Regions from separate parts of the Homo sapiens genome. Here region 1 is linked to region 2. The links are chromatin loops, found by intact Hi-C in ENCODE. Cell type or tissue: endothelial cell of umbilical vein. All regions are shown on one strand. Each heading gives the region's core, and the rest is flanking DNA. Links, peaks and the distances in the headings are about the cores only.

Region 1 (2,913 bases), core at 266-2,765, 430 kb after region 2:
CAAGATGTGTACTCCTTCTCTTGGGATCTGTGAATATAACAAACTATATTTTCAATGGCAGTTATCTTTTGGTCTGTTGACTTTATCATATTTAAATAATAATGAAACATATTAAAATATCTGACATATTTTTCTGCTTAAAGTCACTTTTTCCCTTTTTAATGAATAAGTAATTTGTGGGGAGATACTTTAAACTTTTTTGGCTGAGATGCATATGAGAAATATATTTTACATGGCGACACAGTGTGTGTGTGTGTGTGTGTGTGTGTGTGTGTGTGTATTGGTTTGGGCTCCATCCTGCTGAGTTTGAGGCCTTAGGACATTGGATTGGAGCTGTTCAGGGGGCAGTTGGCTCTCAGGAGGAAACTCAGGAGGCACTCAGGAGGAAACACACACATACACACACACACACACACACACAGAAACAGTAGTGTTATAAAGTTATACATATCTTTTCCACATGAAAGTTATTTTGGTTTCTATGTTGTTATATTTCATTTGAATATAATTCTTGCCTTGACCTGCTAAATTGATTTCATTACCCTCTAAAAAGTAATTACCTCTGTTTGCAAGCACTAGTTTGATAGAACTACCAAGTTGAATTGTCTGGTTGCCAAATGGAAAGTAGATGGGAGGGGGCAAAACTGATAGCAAGGAGCTCATTCTAAGGCTCTCCCTATAATTTAGATTGATGAGTGGATTGATAAATTTGAGGTAACAGAATTTCATGATTGATTGGCAATGGGGGTGGAAAAAAGAAGGAGTCAAGAATGATGTAAATTTCAGCTTGGCTTCTGGGGCAATGGTGGTGCTGAAGCTTCTTGGTTTCACTTTCACCTGTCTCTTTCGGTTGACTGCTCTGAAAAGTCCTATATACATATATGGAGAGAGAAATGTGAAAACTAAAGAAATTATCTTTTTGCATTATAGAGAAACACTGCTGGCTTAAATTGCAACTGAATTAACCTGGGCTTTCCCAGATACTGGTCCATAGATTTAATCACCCCAATCTAGTAACAGGCATTCTCAGGTATGGATGCCAGAGATAAACACGTGCATGGTGCAGGCTGTTTTCAAACGTCACGAATTGGGGATTGCATTGAGAAAATGGGTTATTCTAGTGGAAAAGTGTGTGGGTCCACATACAGAGTGCTGCGAATGATGGGCTGTGCTCCGCTAGGTGGTCCCCCATCCCTACCCCTTTTCTGCTCTCCTACCTCCCGTTCTCCCTCCCTCCTTTCCCCTCTTCTGCGTTATTCTGGGATTAACGGCGGGGTCGGCCCCATACACAAACGCAGCTGGCTAGTACGGTCAGCCTGAGCCCTGCTGTGCAACCACGTCAGGAATTCCAGTAAGTTGGCAACACTGGAGCACAAAGACAACAACAATTGAGGAACTCTTCAGTACAGAAAGGAATGTTTGGAGCCCTGGCTGCTACAGTGAAAGGGCACACACACACACACACACACACACACACACACACACACACACACACACACACACACACGCTCGCGCCTGCGCGCCCACGGGCGCACTGGAGGGAGCCCAGCCCCTCCCGCACTCGCGCTCCTCCCTCCCGCCAGCCGGCGGCCGCTCTTTGTAAGTCGGAGGTGCGGGGACGCTCATTGACTATGCAGCGCGGCCCCAGCGGGCGTCGGACCGGCTTGACCCCGGCGCGGTCTCGTACCATCGCCTCGGCCGCCCGGAACCGGCATAAATCACCCGCGAAGACTGGAGTGCAGCATCAAGCCCCCTCGCCGCCTCCCTCCTCCCGCTCCGGTCCGGTCGCCCCCTCCCTCCCCAGACCCCGGCTCTCCTGTCCCCAGTCCTGTCTCCTCCGCGCCGCACAGCGCCCAACACTATGCAGGGAGGCAAATAGAGAACCAGTGACTTTGGCCAGAGCACAGACCTCTGGATTTCCCAATCCAGGAATCTCTCCCACTCTTTCCCACAACGCTGCCCGCTCCACCTTTTTTTCTTTAAGCCTAAGTTTTCTCTTTTTGTGTCTATTTATCTCTTTTTGTCTTTCCAAAGTAACACCTATCCTTTCCCTCCCCTAGCCCCCACACCTAAAGCTGCGCCTACCACTGCAGCCCACGGAAGCTACGCGATCCGGACTGTTGGGGTCAGCAGAGCCCCGGACGACCTGTGCCCCGGGGAAAGGGGCTGGCAGTAATTGGCAGGTTCTCGCCCCTGGGGAAGGGAGGCAGCGGGAACCTGTCCAGCGACCACGTGCGTTCAGGGCTGTCTCCTCCATGCGTCACGGCCCCTTCGCTGGAGGGAAAGGGCTCCTGACTTCTTGGACCAGGATCCGGAGCCTGGGACTAGCTGCCGCGCTGGTTCAGGGGCTGGAGCTGGAGATGATGGGATGGCCTCAGGCCCGCAAACAGCCCCTTCTCACACAGGGTTCCCACCACCGGGAAATAACTTGCATCAACCCTCCTTTTTTACCCCTCCCTGTGGGCTCTGATGTCACGTACAGGCTGAGGACGTGCGCTGAGGGCGGGTGTAAGGCCACTTGTGCTTTTGGCTTCCGGGCCCCTTGCCAGCCTGTCCAAAGCGGCCCCAAAGAAGGGAGGCTAGGGGTTCCCTGAACCTCTCGTGTTTCTCCTTCTTATAAAAGGGTACCGGAACCATGGAGAAGACGTTCGCTCTTTTTCAATTTTGCTTCAAAATGAGCAGACTTGTAAGAAGCACGATCTGGCCATGACACCTGTAGATGTGGTGCTGAATAATTGCTAAATAAGGATCCAACCTCCCCAACAAAGATCCACCTCCCTCTCTAATTTGTAAAAACACAAAGCACCCCATCTCAGCAGCCTGTATCCTATCAGGGGAAACCAAGATATCCGAAGGAGCCTAGAGAGATCAGGCCAGGAATGAAGGTCACAGATCTCCATCCAGCAGGCTCTT
Region 2 (2,913 bases), core at 310-2,809:
TCTGTTAGGTGTATGCCTAAGAATGAAATTATGGGTCACAGGGCAGGCGTGTGTTTAGCTCTAATATATATTGCTAAACAGCTTTCCAAAGTGGTCATATCATTTTTCACTCACACCAGCAATGTAGTTGCTAAACATTCTGGACAATGCACTGTCATGTTTTAAAGCCAGATATTATTTTTTTATTTTAATTTTTATTTTTATATATTTAGGGAGTACCAGTGCAACATGTACATATTACGTAGCGGTGAAGCCTGGGCTTTTAGTGCATCCATCACCTAAATAGTGAACATTGTACCCAATAGGTAATTTTTCAGTCCTCACCCCTGCTCTCACCCTCCCACCTTTTGTAATCTCCAGTGTCCATTATTCCACTCTAAGCCACATATAATATTAATATTAAAAGCTCATGCTTACAATAAGTAAACTACGTAGCGAAGAGACAAAATAAGTACATGCTTACAATAAGTACATGCTTACAATAAGTAAACTACGTAGTGAAGACACAAAATAAAGTTGGTGAATAAAAATGCACACTTGAAAAGTTTTAGAAAGGCCGGGCGCGGTGGCTCACGCCTGTAATCCCAGCACTTTGGGAGGCCGAGGCGGGCGGATCACGAGGTCAGGAGATTCAGATCATCCTGGCTAACACGGTGAAACCCAGTCTCTACTAAAAATACAAAAAAACTAGCCAGGCATGGTAGTGGGCGCCTGTAGTCCCAGCTACTCGGGAGGCTGAGGCAGGAGAATGGCGTGAACCTGGGAGGCGGAGCTTGCAGTGACCCGAGATCGCGCCACTGCACTCCAGCCTGGGCGAGAGCGAGACTCCGTCTAAAAAAAAAAAAAAAGAAAAGAAAAGAAAGAAAAGTTTTAGAAAGAATCGAACAATTACTCCTGTTTCTAGTGTAGGAGGAAAGAGAGACACATTAAAAATTATTCTTTCAGATGAAGGCTGCTGACAGTTGAAATAGTTAATTAACACTGGCTTCTTTCTCCCTAATCCGAAGCAGTCTTTTCTTTCATTGGCTTCTGAAAAGCTATTTAGTCTCCTGCCTACATGTAGAGGTAACACAGGAAGGCTTTGGCCAGTGCTGAGATGGCTGGGATCACTCAACTAGTCCACTAACTGGAATTAAAGTCAACAGTAGTAATAAGGGTTTCCAGTGGTGCATGCCAGTAGTCCCAACCACTCAGGGGGATCCCTTGAGCTCAGGAGTTGGAAACCAGCCTGGACAACATAGAGCTAAACCATCTCTTGAAGGAAAAAAAAAAAAAAAAAAAGGCTGGGCGCAGTAGCTCACGCTTGTAATCCTAGCACTTTGGGAGGCCAAGGTGGGCGGATCACGAGGTCAGGAGTTCGAGACCAGCCTGACCAACATGGTGAAACCCAGTCTCTACTAAAAAATACAAAAATTAGCCAGGCATGGTGGTGCGCACCTGTAATCCCAGCTACTCGAGAGGCTGAGGCAGGGGAATCGCTTGAACCTGGGAGGCGGAGGTCGCGGTGAGCTGAGATCGTGCCATTGCACTCCCGCCTGGGCAACAGAGTGAGACTCCGTCTCAAAAAAAAAAAAAAAATTCTGAAGGCTTAGTTAACTTTATCTGTCATCCAGATGAAACCCCAATGATTTATGATTTGGAGAATTCTCTGGCATCTGTAGAGTGCCCGACATCCTCAAAGTTTTCAGTAGCATCTCTCCAGCTTATTCCCTTAAGACTTCTTTCCCACCAGGATGCTCTGCCAGGAATTTGGTCAAATCGTACACCCAGGTGCTTTTGCTATGATTGTGCTTTGAATCTCCTCCAGGGCGCAGCACTTCACGGCCTTGTCCGACTGCTGGGCCATCTCGGAGGGCTGCGAGCCAGTCCCAGCTCACACAGCGGTGCCCTGCCAGCAGCGTGCGCCTCTCATCAAGCTCCGTCGGGGACATTCCCCGCCCGCACCAGGGACCCCTGCCAGAGGCGGGGCAGCCGGTCTGTCATTCTCTTAAATTTTGGCCACATGGTGGTGTGGTGGTATCTCATTGCGCCTTTAATTTGCATTTCCTTGATTTACAATGTTAAGCACCTTTTCAGATGCACATTTGCCATTTGATGTCCTCCTTTGTTCAGGGCCTTGCCCATTTAAAGATTGTGAGAGTTGGCCAGAAGCGGTGGCTCACGACTGTAATCCCAGCACTTTGGGAGGCCAGGAGTTTGAGACCAGCCCGGGCAACATAGTGAGACCCAGACCTTGAATCTACAAAAAATAATTTAAAAATTAGCCAGATGTGTCTCTTAAAAAAAAAAAGTGTGTGTTTTTAATTAATTTTTACCAATTTTATCAATTAGGATTTTTATAAATTAGGATGCTTCCAATTTTATCAATTAGGATTACCAATTTTATCAATTCTTCCAATTTTATCAATTAGGATTCTTTATATGAATCTGGATATGAAGGTTACATCAGATGTAGGAATTGTGGATTTCTTCCCCCCAGTCTACGGCTTTCTTTTTCACTCTCCTATTGGTATCTTTGGATAATTAGTGCTTTTTATGTTGCATTTAAAAAATCATTGCCTACTCCAAATGTTCAGAGATATTCTCCCCTAATTTCTTTTAGAATCTGTATTGTTTTATTTTCACATTTAGTTGTATGATTCATGTTAAATTAATTTTGGGGCATAATATAAGGCAGATGGCAAAGTTCCTTCTTTTTCTATATGGATGAACAATAATTGCTCCAGCAAAATTTGTTGAAAAGATTGTTACCACGTCTAATTCTAATTCTAGAATGGTTATCCAAATTTTAAAAAATAGCTTTTTTTTTTTTTTTGAAACAAGGTCTAGCTCTGTTGCCCAGGTTGGAGTGCAGTGGTATGATCATGGCTTCCTGCAGCCTTGAACTCCTGGGCTCAGGTGATCCTCCCATCT

What was found. Peaks named below come from ENCODE experiments on the same cell type or tissue, not always from the same donor. Only the 100,000 strongest peaks of a DNase experiment are listed, where the experiment ranks them.
Region 1: it touches region 2 in a loop (2.7-fold over the local background); 2 of 110 quality-filtered maps call a loop at or near these places.

What each region holds. Positions count from the first base shown.
Region 1 is chr2:169,363,202-169,366,114 of GRCh38, reverse strand. No RefSeq gene overlaps it. Among named protein-coding and RNA genes, the nearest start is that of LRP2, 2.1 kb to the right of the region's middle. RefSeq lists an enhancer at 2,463-2,913. In endothelial cell of umbilical vein, for the core only: no CTCF peak of the experiment used is centred there; a DNase peak (open chromatin) is centred at 1,464; H3K4me3 peaks cover 1,143 bases; H3K27me3 peaks cover 710 bases.
Region 2 is chr2:169,789,026-169,791,938 of GRCh38, reverse strand. It overlaps the pseudogene CYB5AP2. Among named protein-coding and RNA genes, the nearest start is that of SSB, 8.4 kb to the left of the region's middle. RefSeq lists an enhancer at 1,736-2,415. In endothelial cell of umbilical vein, for the core only: a CTCF peak has its summit at 1,849; a DNase peak (open chromatin) is centred at 1,918.